Linked DNA regions of Homo sapiens: region 2 is linked to region 1. Evidence: chromatin loops called from intact Hi-C (ENCODE). Cell type or tissue: psoas muscle. All regions are shown on one strand. Each heading gives the region's core, and the rest is flanking DNA. Links, peaks and the distances in the headings are about the cores only.

Region 1 (10,081 bases), core at 1,628-6,627:
CTCCAGCCTGAGCGACAGAGCAAGATCCTGTCTCAAAAAATCAGATGAAATGAAATAAAAATAAAATAATAAAATAAAATACCAAAAAAAAAAAAAAAAGGCTTGGTGTGGTATCATCATGCCTGTAATCTCATTGCTTTGGGAGGCCAAGGTGGGAGGATTGCTTGAGGCCAGGAGTTCAAGACCAACCGGGACAACATAGACCCCATCACTGCAAAAAATTTAAGAATTAGTTGGACATGGTAGTGCATTCCTGTAGTTCTGGTTACTTGGAAGGCTGAGGCAGGGTGATTGCTTGAGCCCAGGAATTAGAGGCTATAGTGAGCTATGGTCACACTGCACTACATCCCTATGACAGTGCAAGACCCTGTCACTTAAAAAAAAAAAATAGGCCGGGTGCAGTGGCTCATGCCTGTAATCCCAGCACTTTGGGAGGCTGAGGTGGGTGGGTCACGAGGTCAGGAGATCAAGACCATCCTGGCTAACACAGTGAAACCCTGTGTCTACTAAAAATACAAAAAATTAGCTGGGTGTGGTGGTGGGCCCCTGTAGTCCCAAATAGTCGGGAGGCTGAGGCAGGAGAATGGCATGAACCTAGGGGGTGGAGCTTGCAGTGAGCTGAGATCGTGCCACTGCACTCCAGCCTGGGCGACAGAGCAAGACTCCGTCTCAAAAATAAAATAAATAAATAAAATAAAATACAAAATTTTAAAAAATTGCAGTGTTCTTGCTATAGTGGTAAAAGTGTTTATTTTTCCCTTTGTCTTTGTTGTTGCCTTTTAGCTATTATGCCAGGTTCTGAAAAGATCAGGAGACTAGTTGAAGTCTTGAGAACTGATGTAATTCGTGGCCTGGGAGTTCAGCTTTTAGAGCAGGTGTATGATCTTTTGGAGGAGGAGGATGAATTTGATAGAGAGGTGAGTGTCTCATTAACTGTATCAAGATGCTTATGTTATAGAATTTTTTAAACAACCTTTTGAAATATAAATCACACATAACAATTCACTCATCTAAAGTGTATAATTCAGTGGTTTTTAATGTGTTTACAACATTGTACAGTCATTACCACAATCGATATTAGAACATTTTCATTACGCCCCAAGAAGCCCTGCACCTGTTAGCAGTCACTCCCCATGGTCCGCACTGCCAAATCTGAAGTCATGAAGATTTATTTTTATATTTTCTTCTAAGAGTTTTTTTGGTTTCAGCCCTTTTAGGTCTTGGACACTTTTTTTTTTTTAAGGAAAATTTAAACTTTAGCTTGGGCATGGTGGCTCACGCCTGTAATCACAGCACTTTAGGAGGCTGAGGTGGGTGGATCACCTGAGGTCAGGAGTACCAGACCAGCCTGGCCAACGTGGTGAGTGGTGAAAACTCATCTCTACTAAAAATATAAAAATTAGCTGGGCATGGTGCCACGCACCTGTAATCCCAGCGGCAGGGGAGGCTGAGGCAGGAGAATTGTTTGAACCTAGGAGGCGGAGGTTGCAGTGAGCTGAGATTACGCTACTGCACTCTAGCCTGGGTGACAGAGCAAGACTCTGTCTCAAAAAAAATAAACTCTATTACCTATTACCTAAAACATGAGAACTATGTACATTCTAAATCAAAAATTTAGAAATTATAGTGCCAGCAGTTAAATGTGAATCATACTCAAGAATTTCTATATTGGTAGTTTTCTTTTTTTTAAATGAAATTTCATTTTATTCTGATAAAGACTAATGTATGCCTAATCACCTAGTGATAATCCATAAGTTTGGTAATTCACAACATTTTTAGAAAGCACATAATATTAACATTCAAATAAAGCATTATAGAAAGTTTTATAAAGAATGAAGTGCTAGTTGGGCAGGGATGGGTGGGACAAAAAGAAAAGAATGAAGTGTTTACTATAATTCTTTTTTTTTTTTTTTTTATGAGACGGAGTCTCGCTCTGTCACCTAGGCTGGAGTGCAGTGGTGCGATCTCAGCTCACTGTAAGCTCTGCCTCCCTGGTTCACGCCATTCTCCTGCCTCAGCCTCCCGAGTAGCTGGGACTACAGGTGCCCACCACCACGCTTGGCTAATGTTTTGTATTTTTAGTAGAGGCTGGGTTTCACTGTGTCAGCCAGGATGGTCTCGATCTCCTGACCTCATGATCTGCCCACCTCGGCCTCCCAAAGTGCTGGGATTACAGGCGTGAGCCACCAGGCCCGGCCTGCTATAATTATTTTTAAAAACCTTGGTTCATCTTGAAAGATCAATGGATTTTTAAAATATCAGAAGAAAAGGAAAATAAATTCCCCCCCGCCAAAAATACATAAGAACCACTTACTGGCACTTGTATTTTAAGTACCTGGGAAAAAACAGGACAGATTTTTAAAGGCAATTAATAACAGCTGTTACAAGGGCTTGTTTCATTTGATTTAGCACCAAGTAAAATAAGAGTAAATATGCCACGGAAGACATAGTCGGGTTTTTCCTCCACTTCTCATATTGCCCCACTTCTCCTACTAGACCACACAGTACATCAGCAACCATCCTTGTTGCCCCACTAAGGAATCACTTTAGATTCCAATTTTTAAATGGCTGGTCAGATGACACCAGTAGAGTTCTTTCCCCTTAAGATAAGGTGGCAGTGAATGCTAACAGGTATCAATTTATTTGATCAGAAACAAACAACTCCTTCAGGAAATTAACTTACTTTCCTGATCCTTGTTAACTTATCATGTAAATTCTTTTTATTGGCACACCTGTTTACTAATTATGATTGATTGCTATTTTTGGCAAAGGAACATTCCCCAGGCATGCCTGAGCTATTTACTAATGACAAAGTGTGCTTACTTTACATAGTGCCATGGGTTTTCTCTTTTTCTCTTATTTTTGGGAGGGTTGTACAATACCTTGTTATTTATCAGGGCAGATCTCATACATTGGATCAAAAAGAGAAACTGGTAAGTAGATCGTAAAACACATTTCTTAACCTGAGTAACATCTGTAAACACAGACTTTAACTACATTTTGTTGAAAAATTCATTCAACTTTGGTGCTTATCCAAGAACTTATAATGTCCATTTCTGACATAAATAATAACCCTCAGTACATATGTATTTTCAAAAGAAAACAAGTGATCTTAAAGTAATATTTTTATCTATGCTAATTGTTACATTTTTATAGCAAATTGGAAATTCTGAGTAAACTGAAAGTGTGTTTAACACCAAAATAAATTTCGCTCTAACAAATGTTTTAAAAGTTTAGACATCTCTGATGTTTTTGAAGATAACTGGATAAAACACACTAGGTGATTTCAAAAGATGAATCTTAGTATCTATCTCATTTGACACTTCCTTTGTATTCAGAATAAAATTAGTAGAAATAAAAGTAGTATACTTTTCAAAGAATTCATATATACTGGAAGTCTTAGGAAAAGCAGCTTCTAAATGGAAGGCCTAGGAGGTTTGCTCATCTTACTCGTTACATGTATTTCTCCTCATGGAGTAACTGAAGAGCTTTCTGGCTTGTTTGTGGAATTTTAGTTGGTAGGAAAGCATATACACAGGGCCAAATCCTCTTGGTTTCTGTTCTGGAGAATGTTTCCATTACCCCTTTTTTTTTGGTAATATTCTAAGACTGGCTTTGTTTCAGTTCACAAGCCTTTAGTCTCTTGATATCCATCTCTGGTTTATCATCCTCTTGCTGAATGAGAGGCTCCCCAGTCAGATCATCAATGCCAACAGTTTTGGGAGGGTTGAATTCAATGTTGTAGACTTGGCCACTGGTGGGATGAATTGTACTGGTAGTTTTGATTAAACTCTCTACTCCGATATAACTGTTCTTTTTTTTTTTTTTTTTTTTTTGAGACGGAGTCTCGCTGTGTCACCCAGGCTGGGGTGCAGTGGTGCGATCTCAGCTCACCTCCACCTCCCAGGTTCAAGCGATTCTTCTGCCTCAGCCTCCCTAGTAGCTGGGACTACAGGTGTGTGCCACCACACATGGCTAATTTTTGTATTTTTAGTAGGGACAGGGTTTCACCATGTTGGCCAGGATGGTCTCGATCTTTTTTTTTTTTTTGAGTTGGAGTCTCACTCTGTTACCTAGCAGGCTGGAGTGCAGTGGCATGATATTGGCTCACCGCAACCTCCGCCTCCTGGGTTCAAGCAATTCTCCTGCCTCAGCCTCCCGAGCAGCTGGGATTACAGGCACCCGCCACCACACCTGGCTAATTGTTGTATATTTAGTAGAGTAGAGACGGGGTTTCACCATTTTGGCCAGGCTGGTCTTGAACTCCTGACCTCGTGATCCACCCGCCTCGGCCTCCCAAAATGCTGGGATTACAGGCATGAGCCACCGCGCCTGGCCTGTGGTCTCGATCTCTTGACCTTATGATCCACATGCCTTGGCCTCCTCAAGTGCTGGGATTACAGGTGTGAACCACTATGCCTGGCCAACTGTTCTCTCTTTATATATTATTTTTATATATATTATCTTTACATTTGTAAGGTTACCTTTCCGTGTGTGGATCAGTAGATGAGTACTGAGGCTTGAATGCAAACTGAATTCTTTGCCACATTTATTACATTTATAACGTTTGTGACCTATGTGAGTCTTCCAATGTTGTGTTAGCTATGAAGTACGACTGAAGACTTTGCCACATTTTTGCATCTGTAAGGTGTGCAGTGAATTCTCTTCAGTATGAATCTTCCAATGTCATGCAAGGTGTAAATTTTGATTCACCTTGCCACATGAATTACACTTGTAAGGTCTCTCTCCAGTATGAATTATCTGATGGTTGATTAGGTATAACTTGTGTCCGAAGACCTTGCCGCATTCACTATATTTGTAAAGTTTCTCTCCAGTATGGATTAGAAGATGGGCCATAAGTCCTGAATGCTTGCTAAATGCTTTCAACGTTTGTTACATTTGTAAGGCTTCTCTGTACTATGAATTATTTGATGCCGTGCAATTGACCAAAGACCTTGCCACATTCATTACGTGTGTAAGGTTTTTCTGCAGTATGACTTCTCTGTTGAGTGAGGGAAAATTTGTGCCTGAAGTTCTTGTACACTCATTACATTTGTAAGGTTTTTCTCCAGAATGGATTACAAGATGGGCGCTAAGTCCTGAACACTCTTTAAATGCTTTACCACATTCGTTACATTTGCGAGGCCTCTCTCCAGGATGAATTCTTTGATGTTGTGCAAGGTTTGAATTGCTGTTAAACACCTTGTGACAGTCACTACGTTTGTAAGGCTTCTGTCCAGTATGAATTCTCCAGTGATCTGCAAGGTGTGGATTGCAACTAAAGACCTTGCCACATTACTGCATTTGTAAAGTTTATCTGCAGTATGGATTACTTGATGATTAGTAAGACTTGCAGACACTCTAAAAACTTTGCCATCTTAACTACGTCCATAAGATTTTTCCTCTAATGTGTGCTTTGTCGTCTTGTGGGAGTGATGGGAAATCAATGAAATCATTTCTGTATTTATTTAACACTAGAAGAATTTTTTTGAAGTGGTGGAACTGAGGAACTATGGTTTGTAAACTTTTCAATTTGATTACTTCCATAAATTTTCCTTCCAGCTTAAAATAGCTGCAATTCAGGCAGATGTGACTGAAGGTTAATCCAAGTTGATTTTTAATAGGCTCATTTTCTGTATTACTTCCCAATGTACAGCTTCTCCCTGTGTTCACACCTTTGATGCATTCCCTGCCATCTGGATTGTTTGCTATCTTCACCCTGCAGAGTCCAGAGCTCTCGCTTTGTCTCCAACATGGAGATAATGCTCAGGTCAGGAAGACAGATTCCCAGAAAGACCAGGTTCCTGTAGTTCTCCTACATCACTTCCCTGTATAAAGCCCTCTGTGCAGGGTCCAGTTATTTCCACTCCTCCTGAGAGAATTCTGTAGCCACATCCATGAATGTCAAGTGACGCTGAGTAAGAGTCTTTCCTGATTCCTTTTCTTTCCGCTTCTTTCTCTTCTGGGCTTCTTCATCACACAGCCTGACTCATAAGAAATCAATCTGTGGCCGGGTGTGGTGGCTCACGCCTGTAATCCCAACACCTTGGGAGGCCGAGATGGGCGGATCATGAGGTCAGGAGATTGAGACCATCCTGACTTAACACGGTGAAACCCCGTCTCTACTAAAAATACAAAAAAATTAGCCGGGCGCAGTGGCGGGCATCTGTAGTCCCAACTACTTGGGAGGCTGAGGCAGGAGAATGGCATGAACCCAGGAGGCGGAGCTTGCAGTGAGCCAAGATCGCGCCACTGCACTCAGCCTGGGCAACTGAGAGAGACTGTGTCTCAAAAAGAAAAAAAAAGAAATCAATCTGTGAGGCTGGGCGCTGGGTGGCTCATGCCTGTAATCCCAGCATGTGTTAGTCTGTTCTCACACTGCTAATAAAGACATACTTGAGATTGGGTAGTTTATAAAGAAAAGAGGATTAATTGACTCATGGTTCCATATGGCTGGGGAGGCCTTAACAATCATAGCAGATGGTGAAGGGGAAGCAAGACACGTCTTACGTGGCAGCAGGCAAGAGAGTGTGTGCAGGGGGACTGCCCTTCATAAAACCGTCAGATCTCGTGAGACTTACTCACTATCATGAGAACCGCATGGGAAAACCCGTCCCCATGATTCACTTACCTCCCGCCGGGTCCCTCCCACGACACGTGGGGATTATGGGAGATACAATTCAAGATGAGATTTGGGTGGAGACACAGCTAAACCATACTTTCGGAGGACGAGGTGGGCAGATTGCCTGAACTCAGAAGTTTGAGACGGGCCTGGGCAACATGGCAAGACTCCTGTGTGTGCTGCGGCATGACCTTCACTCCACGTGATCCACTTCCAGGTCTCATTGGACACATTTTGAGTTAATTCTTGCGTATGGCATGATGAAGTAAAGCTCCAACTTCATTATGTATGTGGCTCTCCTGTTGTCCCGTCACCATGTGTTGCAAAGACTATTTTCTCACCTTGTTAAAAATCAGTTGACTAGAGACACATGGGCTTATTTCTGGACTCTCATTTCTATTCCGCTGATCTATATATCTATCCTTATGCCACTACCACACTTTGCTTACTGTTACTTTGGAGTAAGGTTTGAAATCAGGAAGGATGAGTCCTCCACTATTATTCTTTCTCAAGATTGTTTTGGTTATTCTGGGTCCCTTGCAATTACATATGAATTTTAGAATTTGTTTGTCAATTTCCACAAAGAAGCCAGCTGTCTTAAAGAAATTGAGAGAAGAAAGAAAAGTATGTTTGTAAATTTTGTTGTTGTAACTCTATCATTTCTGGATCTCTTTATTTGTTCCTTTGGATTCAACTTTCCATGTGGAGTCATTTCCGTAGCCTAATACAGCTTTGCTCCCACTTACCTCCTTTGTTTTGTTATTGGCAAATATATTACATTTCTATATGTTATAGGCTCAACAATATATACATTTTTTTAAATTGTAATAAAATGGAGATAAAATATACCATTTTAGCCATTTTAAAGCATACAGTTCAGTGGTATTAAGTACATTCACATTGTTGTACAACATTCACCACCATCTATCATCAGAACTTTTTTCATGTTGCAAAACTGAAACTCTACACCCATTTAACAATAGTTCCCCATTTCCTGCCCCCACCAGCCCCTGGCAACCACCCATCTACTTTCTGTCTCTCTGAGTTTGACTATCCTAAGCATTTGCACAAAGCTGAGACATAAAATGTTAAACTGGCCCACAAAGAAAGCTCCATGCTCAGATGCTTTACTGGTGAATTCTTCCAACCATCTAAGAAAGAAAGAACACCAATCCTGCATAAAGTCTTCCAGAATACTTTAAGAGGGGATACTTCCCACCTTATCCACAAAACCAGCACAACTCTGACATCAAGACTCAACAAGGACACTACGTGAAAAAATATCAGATCAATATCTCTCATGAACAGAGGTGAAAAAATACTTTAATCATCTGGATTTTGTTAAAGATTTTCGAATGAATGTTCATAAGGGATATTCATATGCATTTCTCTTTTCCTGTAGTGTCCCTGTCTGGCCCCAGCACCAGGGCATTGTCGTCAGCCTCATAAAATGAACCAGGAATTACCCCTTCCTCCTCAACTCTCTGGAAAAGTTTGAGAAGGATTGGCATCATTTCCTCTCCAAAGTGTGGTAGAATCACCAGCAAAGCCATCAGGTCTAGGAACTTTCCTTTTTGGGAGTTTGTTGATGATTGATTCATTCTCCTTACACTAGTTATGGGTCTATTCAGATTTTCTATTTCTTTGTGATTCAGTCTCAGTAGGTTTTATGTTTCTAGGAATGTGTCCATTTCATCTAGGTTTATGCAACTTGTTGGCATACAATTGTTCATAGTTCTCTTACAATTCTTTTTTATTTTATTTATTTATTTTTGAGATAGAGTCTCGCTCTGTCACCAAGCTAGAGTGCCATGGCGCAATTTCAGCTTGCTGCAATCTCTGCCTCCCGGTTTCAAGGGATTCTCCTGCCTCAGGCTCCCGAGTAGCTGGGATTACAGGCACACGCCACCACACCCAGCTAATTTTTGCATTTTTAGTAGAGATGGGGTTTCACCGTGTTGGCCAGGAGGTCTTGATCTCCTGACCTCGTGATCCACCTACCTCGGCTTCCCAAAGTGTTGGGATTACAGGCATGAGCCACCATGCCCACCCAATTCTTTTTATTTCTGTAGAGCTGGTAGTAATGTATCCATTTTAATTTCTTATTTTGGTAATTTGAGTCTTTTTTTTTTTTTTGGCTAGTCAAGTGAAGCAATCTTTTTTTTTTTTTTGAGACACAGAGTCTTGCTCAGCCGCCCAGGCTAGAGTGCAGTGGCATGATCTCGGCTCACTGCAACCACCGTCTCCCGGGTTCAAGCGATTCTCCCATCTCAGCCTCCCAAGTAGCTGGGATTACAGGCAACTGCCATCATGCCTGGCTAATTTTTGTATTTTAGTAGAGATGGGGTTTCACCATGTTGGCCAGTCTGGTCTTGAACTCCTGACCTCAGGTGATCCACCCACCTTGGCCTTCCAAAGTGCTAGGATTACAGGTGTGAGCCACCGTGCCCGCCCTTTTTTTTTAATTTAAAATATTTGAAACAGGCTTTCGCTCCATCCCCCAGGCTGGAGTGCAGTATTGGGGGAACCCACCCCCAATATTTCAACGTAGGTTCTTTCTATTTTCCATAAATGTCGGCCAGCTGAGAAATAAAGAGAAAGAGTACAAAGAGAGGAATTTTTGTACTGGGCCTCTGGGGGTGACATCACATATCAGTAGGACCGTGATGCCCACCTGAGCCTTAAAACCAGCAAGTTTTTATTAAGGATTTCAAAAGGGGAGGGGGTGTACAAGCAGGGAGTAGGTCACAAAGATCACATGCTTCAAAGGGCAAAAGGCAGAACAAATATCACATGCTTCTGAGGAAACAGGACAAAGGCAAAATCAGAACTACTGATAAGGGTCTATGTTCAGCTGTGCACATATTGTCTTGATAAACATCTTAAACAACAGAAATCACAGTTCGAGAGCAGAGAACCGGTCTGACCACAAATTTACCAGGGTGGAGTTTTTTCCCCACCCTAACAAGCCTGAGGGTACTGCAGGAGACCAGGGCATATTTCAGTCCTTATCTCAACCACATAAGACAGACACTCCCAGAGCAGCCGTTTATAGACCTCCCCCCAGGGATGCATTCCTTCCCCAGGGTATTAATTATTAATATTCCTTGCTAGGAAAAGAATTTAGTGATATCTTCCCTACTTGCATGTCTGTTTATAGGCTCTCTGCAAGAAGAAAAATATGGCTCTATTTTGCCCGACCCCTCAGGCAGTCAGACCTTATGGTTGTCTTCCCTTGTTCCCTGAAAATCGCTGTTATTCTGTTCTTTTTCAAGGTGCACTGACTTCATATTGTTCAAACACACATGTTTTACAATCAATTTGTACAGTTAACACAATTATCATGGTAGTCCTGAGGTGACGTACATCCTCATCTTATGAAGATAACAGGATTAAGAGATTAAAGTAAAACAGGGGTAAGAAATTATAAAAGTATTATTTGGGAACTGATAAATGTCC
Region 2 (10,081 bases), core at 2,279-7,278, 63 kb after region 1:
CCGGGTTCACGCCATTCTCCCGCCTCAGCCTCCCAAGTAGCTGGGACTACAGGCGCCCGCCACTACGCCCGGCTAATTTTTTGTATTTTTAGTAGAGACGGGGTTTCACCATTTTAGCCGGGATGGTCTCGATCTCCTGACCTCGTGATCCGCCCGCCTCGGCCTCCCAAAGTGCTGGGATTACAGGCGTGAGCCACCGCGCCCGGCCCCCGCTTCATTCTTTATATGTGTGTATCCAGTTTTCCCGGTATCGTTTGTTGAAAAGACTGTGCTTTTCTCATTGAATGGTTTTGGCGCCTTTGTCAAAATTTGCTTGACCGTGTATGTGAGGGTCGTTTCTAGGCTCCATTCTATTCCATTGGTCCCTGTGTCTGTTTTTATACCAGTAGCACACATTTTGATTACTGTGAACAACATATTCAGTGGCAAAATACTTAAAGCTTTTCCTCTAAGATCACGAACAAGACAGAGATGCCCACTTTCACCACTTCAACACCTTGTTCACTGTGGAATAAATCCCACCTGGTTATGGTATATAATCCTTTTAATATCCTGCTGAATTCAGTTTGCTAATATTTTATTGAGAAATTTTGCATCAGTATTCATAAGGGATATTGATCAGTAGTTTTCTTGTAGTATCTTTGTCTGGCTTTGGTATCAGAGTAATGCTAGCTTCATAGAATAAGTTAGGACGTGACCTCGCCTCTTCAATTTTTTGGAAAAGTTTCATAAGGCTTGGTGTGTTAGTTCTTGAAATGTCTGGTTAGAATTCATCAGTGAAGCTATCAGTCTAGGGATTTTCTTTGTGGGAGATTTTTTATTACTGATTCAGTCTCCTTACTAGTTATAGGTTTACTCAGGCTTTGTATGTCTTTAGTAGGTTGTGTGTTTCTAGGAAATTATCCATTTCTTCTAGTTTATCTAATTTGTTGGCATACATGTTTTCCTAGAACTCTCATAATCCTTTTTATTTTTGTGGCATTGGTTGTAATGTCTCCTCTTTATGATTTTAGTTATTTGCATCTCTTTTCTCCCTTACTTCTTCCCTCCCTCCCTCCTCCTTTCTGTCTTTTTTTGAGACAGGATCTTGCTTTGGCACCCAGGCTGGAGTGCAGTGGCAATCACAGTTCAGTGCAGACTCAACCTCCCGGACTCAAGCAGTCCTCTCACCTGATGCTACCATACCTGGCTAATATATATGTTATATATACGTGTGTATGTATATAGTAAACACATAAAATATATATATTGTATATATAACGTATTTTTTATTTATATATGTAAAAATATGCTGGATTCTTACCTAACGCTACATACATATTAAAAAATAACGTATGTAATGTTAGGTAAGGAGATATATGTGTGTGTGTGTGTGTATATATATATATATATATATATTTTTTTTTTTTTTTTTGGTAGAGACAGGGTTTCCCTGTGTTGCCCAGGCTGGTCTCAAACTCCTGGGCTCAAGTGATCCTCCTACCTTGGCCTCCCGAAGTGCTAGGATCACAAGTGTGAGCCACCACACCCAGCCTCTCTCTCTCTTTTTTTTTTTTTTTTTTGAGATGGAGTTTCGCACCAGGCTGGAGTGCAGTGGTGCGATCTCGATTGTGGCTCACCACAACCTCCGTTTCCCAGGTTCAAGCGATTCTCCTGCCCCAGCTTCCCGAGTAGCTGGGATTACAGGCATGGGCCACCACGCCCAGCTAATTTTGTATTTTTAGTAGAGACAGGGTTTCTCTATGTTGGTCAGGCTGGTCTCAAACTCCCGACCTTAGGTGATCCGCCTACCTTGGCCTTCCAAAGTGCTGGCATTACAGGCGTGAGCCACCGTGCTCAGCTCTTTCTTTCTTAGTTAATCTAGCTAAGTGTTTACCAATTTTGTTGATCTTTTAAAAAAACCAACTGTTTAATTTTTAAAATTGTTTTTCTATTCTCTAATTTCGTTTATCTGCATTCTATATATATATCTATATATATATTTTTTTTTTGAGACAGTGTCTTGCTCTGTTGCCCAGGCTGGAGTGCAGTGGCGTGATCATGGCTTATTGCAGCCTCTGCCTTCCAGGTTCAAGTGATTCTTATGCTTCAGCCTCCCAAGTAGCTGGGATTACAGGCGTGTGCCACCATGCCTGGCTAATTTTTGTATTTTTAGTAGAGATAGGGTTTCACTTTGTTGCCCAGGCTGGTCTTAAACTCTTGACCTCAAGTGATCTGTCCACCTCATCCTCCCAAAGTGCTGGGATTATAGGCATGAACTACTGCACTGGCCCTCCTTTCTATTTATTATCTACTGCTAGCTTTGGGTTTAGTTTGCTCTTCTTTTCTCTAATTCCTTGAGAAAGAAGCTTTTTTTTTTTTTTTTTTTTTGAGATGGAGTCCCACTCTGTTGCCCAGGCTGGAGTGCAGTGGCACAGTCTTGGCTCACTGCAACTTCCACCTCCTGGGTTCAAGCAATTGTCCTGCCTCAGCCTCCCGAGTAGCTGGGATTACAGGCATACACCACTATGCCTGGCTAATTTTTTTTGTACTTTTAGTAGAGACGGAGTTTTGCCATATTGGCCAGGCAGGTCTCGAACTCCTGACCTCAGGTGATCCACCCGCCTCAGCCTCCCAAAGTGCTGGGATTACAGGCATGAGCCACTGCACCTGGCCGAGAGTGAAGCATGTTTTTTAAATTATTTAATTTTTTTGTTTCATTTTGTTTTTTAACACCTGGTTCACATAGGCAGTATAAAAATTAATAGTTCTTATGGCTGGGCGCGGTGGCTCATGCCTGTAATCCCATCACTTTGGGAGGCTGAGGCGGGTGGATCACTTGAGGTCAGGAGTTCGAGACCAGCCTGGCCAACATAGTGAAACCCTGTCTCTACTAAAAATGCAAAAATTAGCCGGGCGTGGTGGTGGGTGCCTGTAATCCCAGCCACTTGGGAGGCTGAGGTGGGAGAATTGCTTGAACCCGGGAGGCGGAGGTTGCAGTGAGCTGAGATTGCACCATTGCACTCCAGCCTGGACAATAAGAGCAAAACTCCGTCTCAAAAAAATTAAAAATTAATAAAAAAAATTAATAGCTCTTAAGACTGTATTGAAGTTGTCACAGTGATAGTTAAAAGGGATCAGTTTTTTAAATTACACAGAGAGGCATCTTGCACACAACTTCCTATGGAAGGTATGTTCCCCTAACTAGAACATCTTTCCTCTCTTGCTGTCAAAATATAATCACTATTCTCTTCAAAACTCTGGCAATTGGCCAGGCGTGGTGGCTCATGCCTGTAATCCCAACACTTTGGGAGGCCGAGACAGGTGGATCACCTGAGTGCAGGAGTTCGAGACCAGCCTGACCAACATGGAGAAAGCCCATCTCTACTAAAAATACAAAATTAGCCGGGCGTGGTGGTGTGCACCTATAATCTCAGCTACTCGGGAGGCTGAGGCAGGAGAATCACTTGAACCCAGGAGGCAGAGGTTGCAGTGTGCGGAGATAACGCTGTTGCACTCCAGCCTGGGCAACAAGAGTGAAACTCTGACTCAAAAAAAAAAAAAAAAAAAAGCCAAAAAAAAACCTCTGGAAATTGAAGTTATTTGTTCTGAAAACGTATATGAGTGTGTTAGTCAGAAAACTGGTGCCCAAATATTTCCACATTCTAATCCCTGAAACCTGTGAATATATTGTGTTACATGGCAGAGGGGAATTAAGTTTGCTAATCAGCTGATCTTGAATTGGAGCGGTTATCCTGGATTATCCATGTGGGTCCAGTGTAATCACAAGGGTCCTTAAATGGGGAAGAGGGAGACAAGTTCAGTCAGAGATTTGAAGATGCTGTAGTGCTGGCTTTGAAGATGGAGGAAGGAGACTACAAGCCAAGGGATGCAGGTGAGCTCTAGAAGCTGAAAAAGGCAAGGAAACCTTTTTCGCTAGATGCTCCGTACTAGAACATCCAGACGGCATGCAGCCCTGCTAATACCTTGATTTTAGACCAGTGAGACCCATTTTGGACTTCTGACCTCTAGAACTAATATAATAAATGGGTTTTGTTTTAAGCCCTGAAGTTTGTGGTAATTTGTTACAGCAGCTGTAGAAAGCTGTGAGTTAACTAAAGATTTAGATTCATTCATGATTGTTGATGCTACAGTGGGTAGTTACCAAGCTCTAAGTTGAACTGGAGGCAAATTTCTCACCTCAACGAGCAAGCCACTGAGAATGCAGTGTCATCATCCTGAATTAGGAGAGCCCTGTAAATTAGCAAATTAGCCATGGCCAAAAAGGAAGCATTGTTTTTAAAATGAGGTAACTGTCTCCATATTTGAGTTGGTTTATCAATAATAGTCTTCTGAAAGTTGTCATTTAATTAGCATAAAGTAGTAAAAGCATGTATTTATTGTTTGCCACATTCTAGACACAATACCAAGCATTTTCCCAATCATATCTTATTTAAAATTCTGAGTTATCACAGTTTATAGGTGAGAACTTGCACAAGTTCTTGTAACTACTAAAAGATAACTGGTGTTCAGACTAAAGTCGTTCTGACTCCAAAGCCTGTGCTCTTAACCATTATGTGGTATAGAGTAGCAGCATCACACTGAAGTATACAAAACAACTTTTATAGAAGATACCGTCCCTCTGCTGCCTCCTTTTTGCTGGCAGGCGAGTGCTGAGGGGCAGAGGATACACACCTTGGGTGCTGGACCACTGTCATGTTACAACCTCGAAGATAATGGTGCCTTTTTTCTGACGCTCCTCTGTGGAATGTATGTTTTTTTCTCAAGTATTTATGAGAATTAGTATTGCTCAGAGCTACACAATTTGTGAATATCTTTTTGATACTTTGTTTCAGTTACTGTATTAGTCTGCTTTGTGCTAGGACATGCAAATCAACAATGGCTGAAACAAAAGAGAAATTTATTTCTCTTGTGTAAAAGTCCTGTTCTGTGAAGTTGTCAAGGTACAAGTATTAGCCAACTCTATTCTGCGGTCTTTGTGGTATCACCCTTGCCTGCATGGTCTGAGATGACTCACTACCACAACTGCCTTCCAGCCAGTATGGAAAAAGAATGAATGTTAAGGACATGACTTGGATATGACACACTTCAGCTCTCGTATTGGCTAGAATCTAGCTGCAGTGAGGCTGGAGAATAAATATGGTCTTTAAGGTTTTGTTTTGCTTTGTTTTCCTTAGAGACGAGGTTTTACCATGTCACATAGGCTGGAATGCAGGCTACTCACCAGCACCATCTTTGCACACTACAGCCTTGACCTCCTGGGCTCAAGCAGTCCTCCCTCAGCCTCCCAAGTAGCTGGGACTACAGGCATGCAACACCATGCTGGCTGAGAATATAGTCTTTAGTAGCCATGCAGCAGCTTAGAATGCTGTCATCCTGGGAAGAAGGGAAAATGGGGTAGGGAGTAGCCGGCAGGCTGTCTGCACACCAGGGCTAGTGTTTCTCATTATTCTGATTAAAACTTTGCATTTTGGTTATTTTGCAGCCATATGCCAGACTGCCCTCATCTATTGTTGAAAGAGAAAAGTTGTTTTGAAAGAACATACAATATAATCCTGTTTATGTTAAATTTGGTTTGTGTGTACATGTGCCTATAGAGAAGTCTGGAAGAATGTCTATAAAAATGCAAATGGTGCTATTTATTCTGGATTATAAGGATGATTCTTACTTTTGATGGTTTTCTGTATGTTTGATTTCAGAAAAAATTAGTACTGTTAGAAATTAGAAGTATTTCATTTTGAAATGGGGGGACCCTGTTTTGACCATATGACATAGAGTGAGAGGTTGGGATCCTGATTTTTCTTTTGTCTTTGTGGTAATTCTAAAAATGTTTGTGAGGAACCTTGTAGCAGTGATTCTGGGGGATAGTGTCCTTTCTAGGCACATGTTCTCATTGAATTCTCAATTGTCTACAGATAGTCCCCTTAGCTTGAGACACTGCTGGGGTCCTGCCTCAGCAAGGAGCACTGGACTGTGGGTCCTGTAGGCCCAGATGGAGAGGACCATCTTGGATATTAAGTTATCAGAGCCCTAATGTGTGCTGTGAGAAGGTTCCTTGATACCACTGACAACATCAGTATTCTTTCTGCTTTTTCTCTGATTTCTCAATATTCTGATTTTTTTGGTTGAAAAGAGTTCCCATATAAGTGGACCTGCACAGTTCAGTGGTCAACTGTACTGTATTAACATTCACTTCCTGGTTTTGATGGTTGAGTTGTGGTCCTTATTTGTGAGAAACAAACACTAAATTATCAGGCGTGATGGGGCATCATGTCAGAGCTTATTCAAATGGTTCAGAAAAAAAGTACTATTTTTGCAACTTTTATGTCAGAATACAAATTTAAAAATAATTTAAATATATTATACGTAATAAAAGAATGGCTATAACCTGTCAGCTAAGGTTCCAAGAGAGATTTAAGCCTTAATCGCCATGATGTTATTTGTAATAACTTATCTCTTACACATCTAGAATGGGGCTGAATACCTACCCCTGTGGGAGAATTGAGAAAATAGTCACATCGTTTTTCAGTAGGTTTACTTGTCTCCTGGAACTTCATTTGAAGAAAGCCAGAAAAAATACTAAACATCCATGAACCCTAAACCCAAGAAGTTATTTTGGGAACTTAAGAAATTGTCATTAAAATTACTTAAGGAATTAAAGAAGGAAATTACTTAATTATTTTAAGAAATTTTGTCATTATAATTACCTACAAAGTTTCTTGTGTGTTCCTCACTACCCCTCTCCTGCAAGGTATAACCACTAAGCCAAATTTTGTATTTCTTAGTCCCATGGTTTTTTTTTTCCGAAGAGTTTGGTTGTGTTTAGATGTATCTGATGTCCATTCATCTTTGTTAAGCTACGTAAGCCAAGGGCTCATCTTCCTCCCTTGTAATTTTAGTAATTGCTATTGTAGCAGCATTTATGATAGGCATTTGATAGTACTTGGCAGAAAAAATTTATGTGGTCACTTACTGAAGAAAGAATCTGTTTTGTAAGTTTATAAAGAGTATTGAGACATATCTCTGTTTTCACACTTTTGAGCACTATGAAAGGTAAGTCATCTTCATTTATAAAGGATACCATTGACATGGGTTTAGCGTTGGTGCCCTAAACATTAAACAGTTAGCATATAAAAGACCATCACAGGTGTTAATTTAGGTTTTTATATCATTAACGTATGTTTTGAAAAGGGAATGAGTGTGCATCTTGCTTTTCTTTTTCTTTTTTTGCAGATTTTTTTCTTTTTTTTTTTTTTTTAAGTAAGCTTCAAAGTCCATGAAAGATTCTAATATGCTCTGTCACTTGGAATGTTGAACATTACCATAAATAGTTTTGAAATAAAACTTTTTGTAAGCTTCAGATTAATCTCCTTTAAAAAAATTTAAATTATAACAGAAATCAACCAGACTATTATGAAGTGGTTTCTCAGCCCATTGACTTGATGAAAATCCAACAGAAACTAAAAATGGAAGAGTATGATGATGTTAATTTGCTGACTGCTGACTTCCAGCTTCTTTTTAACAATGCAAAGTCCTATTATAAGGTAAGAAATTATGAAATTTGGAAAGATACCAATTGGAAGATACCAATTTGATAATTGGCTTCTTAATATTTATAAACCTGGCAGGTGAGTAGTAGTTTCTTTTTGTGGCTTGAGTTCGCATTTGTCTTATTCGTAAAGAGACTGGACATTCATATGATTTTTATTTCTTATTTATTTACGTATTTTAATTTATTATCTTTTGAGACAGGGTCTTGCTCTGTTACACGGGCTGGAGTGCAGTGGTGAGATCTTGGCTCATGGCAGCCTCCGCCTCCCAGGTTCAAGCAATCCTCCCACCTCACCCTTCTGAGTAGCTGGCACTATAGGCACGTGCCACCATGCCCAGCTAATTTTTGCATGTTTTGTAGAGACCAGGGTTTCACCATGTTGCCCAGGCTGGTCTTGAACTCCTGGGCTCAAGCAATCTGCCTGCCTTGGCCTCCCAAAGTGCAGGGATTATGGGCGTGAGCCACTGTGCCCAACCCACATTCATGTGATTATGAACTATTCTTATTTCTCTGTCTGCTCAAATCTTTTGCCCATTTTTCTCTTGGTTTGTTAGTCATTTTCATATTTCTGGAATTTTTTTTTCTTTTTTTTTTTAGAGACAGAGTCTCCCTATGTTACTCAGGCTGGTCTCAAACTCCTGGCCTCAAGTGATCCTCCTGCCTCAGCCTCATGAGTAGCTGGGACTACAGACATGAGCCACCACTCCTGGCTTTAGAAATTTTTTTTTTTTTTTTTTTTTTTTGAGGCAAAGTCTATTGCCCAGGCTAGAGTGCAGTGGCACGATCTCAGCTCACTGCAACCTCTTCTTCCCAGGTTCAAGTGATTCTCCTGCTTCAGCCTCCTGAGTAGCTGGGATTACAGGTGCCCACCACCATGCCTGGCTAATTTTTGTATTTTTAGTGGAGATGGGGTTTCACCATGTTGGCCAGGCTAGTCTTGAACTCCTGACCTCAAGTGATCCACCCACCTTGGCCTCCCAAAGTGCTGGGACAACAGGCGTGAGCGACCATGCCTGGCCATAGAAATTTTTTAATTATTGTGGATAGTAAACCTTTTTTGATTATATGTGTTTCAGTTTTTTTATTTTTTTTATTTGATTTTGTGTGTTTCAAATATCTTCTCCCACTGTGTGCATATCTTTTCACCTTTCATGGTATTTTTTGATGAACAGAAATGTTTTATTTTAGTTTAATCAAATTTATCAATCTTTAAATTGGGTTTATTTGTATCTTGTTTCAGAGATTCCTCTTGCCCAAGATATTCTTCTATTAGTATGCTTTTCTTAAAGTTTTATAGTTTTGTCTTTCATATAAGCCTTTAATGCAGCTAGGATTGATTTTTGTCTTTTATAAGGTAGGAATAAATGCAGCTGGGATTGATTTTTGTCTTTTATAAGGTAGGAATCAATTTTTTTCCCACAGGTATAACCAACACTATTCTCTCTGCGTTTGTTCGCAATCGTTGCTGTCATCATTTCCATGTATTCATGGATCTGTTTCTGTCCTTTTATTCTGTTCCACAGGCCAGTTTATCTGTTACTAGGCCGTTCTATTTCTATCTTAATTACTTTGGCTTTATAATTTTTTTTTTTTTTTTTTGAGACACGATCTCCTTTGTTGCCCAGGCTGGAGTGCAGTGGTGTGATCTTGGCTCACTACAGCCCTTGTCTCCTGGGCTCAAGCAATCTTCCCACCTTAGCCTCCTGATTAGCTGGGACTACAGGTGCGCACCATCACACATGGCTAATTTTTTGTATTTTTGATAGAGACGGGATTTCACCGTGTTGCCCAGGCTAGTCTTGAACTCCTGGGCTCAAGCGATTGACCCGCCTCGGTCTCCCAAGTGCTGGGATTACAGGCATGAACCACCATGCCCAGCTTGCTTTATACTTCTTTTTCTGGTTAGAAAGTAGGTTAATTATACTTGACCCTTTGCCATTTCTTTTTTTTTTTTGAGATGGAGTCTCGCTCTGTTGCCCAGGCTGGAGTGCAGTGGCGCGATCTCGGCTCACTGCAAGCTCTGCCTTCCAGGTTCACGCCATTCTCCTGCCTCAGCCTCCCGAGTAGCTGGGATTATAGGCACCCACCATCATGCCTGGCTAATTTTTGTATTTTTACGTGGTTTTGCCATGTTGGCCAGGCTGGTCCTGAACTCCTGACCTCAGGTGATCTGCCTGCCTCGGCCTCCCAAAAGTGCTAGGATTACAGGCGTGAGCCACCATGCCTGGCCTTATTTTTAAGAGATGAGGTCTCATTAAGTTGCCGAGGCCAGAATCAAACTCCTGGACTTAAGCAGTCATCCCACCTCAGCCTACCAGGTAGCTAGGACTGCAGGTACACACCACCTTGCTCAGTTTATTTTACTCTTCAGTGCATTTTGTTATTTTTTTCTCTATGCCTTCTTTTGATTTCATTTTTTTCAAAACTTTTTTCCTCTTATTACCTCTAAAATTTGGAAATTGTAACATCTATAGATAATCTTTTAGTTCTTATCTAAGAAGTTTTAATATGCATAATTAACTTATTCAA

The links. Peaks named below come from ENCODE experiments on the same cell type or tissue, not always from the same donor. Only the 100,000 strongest peaks of a DNase experiment are listed, where the experiment ranks them.
Region 2: a loop joins it to region 1, with 7 times the contacts of the local background. A loop is called at or near these places in 3 of 110 quality-filtered maps.

What each region holds. Positions count from the first base shown.
Region 1 is chr3:52,728,422-52,738,502 of GRCh38, reverse strand. NEK4 (NIMA related kinase 4) reads left to right here. Exons shown (of 16, transcript NM_003157.6): 15 at 784-917. It also overlaps the pseudogene LOC100301990, the pseudogene AK3P7 and the pseudogene LOC100499399. Among named protein-coding and RNA genes, the nearest start is that of SPCS1, 27 kb to the right of the region's middle. RefSeq lists an enhancer at 5,739-6,938. In psoas muscle, for the core only: no CTCF peak of the experiment used is centred there; no DNase peak of the experiment used is centred there.
Region 2 is chr3:52,665,961-52,676,041 of GRCh38, reverse strand. It overlaps PBRM1 (polybromo 1), which reads left to right. Exons shown (of 32, transcript NM_001405607.1): 4 at 7,397-7,544. Among named protein-coding and RNA genes, the nearest start is that of PBRM1, 15 kb to the left of the region's middle. RefSeq lists enhancers at 4,585-4,754, 9,134-9,633, 9,634-10,081. In psoas muscle, for the core only: no CTCF peak of the experiment used is centred there; no DNase peak of the experiment used is centred there; H3K27ac peaks cover 2,192 bases.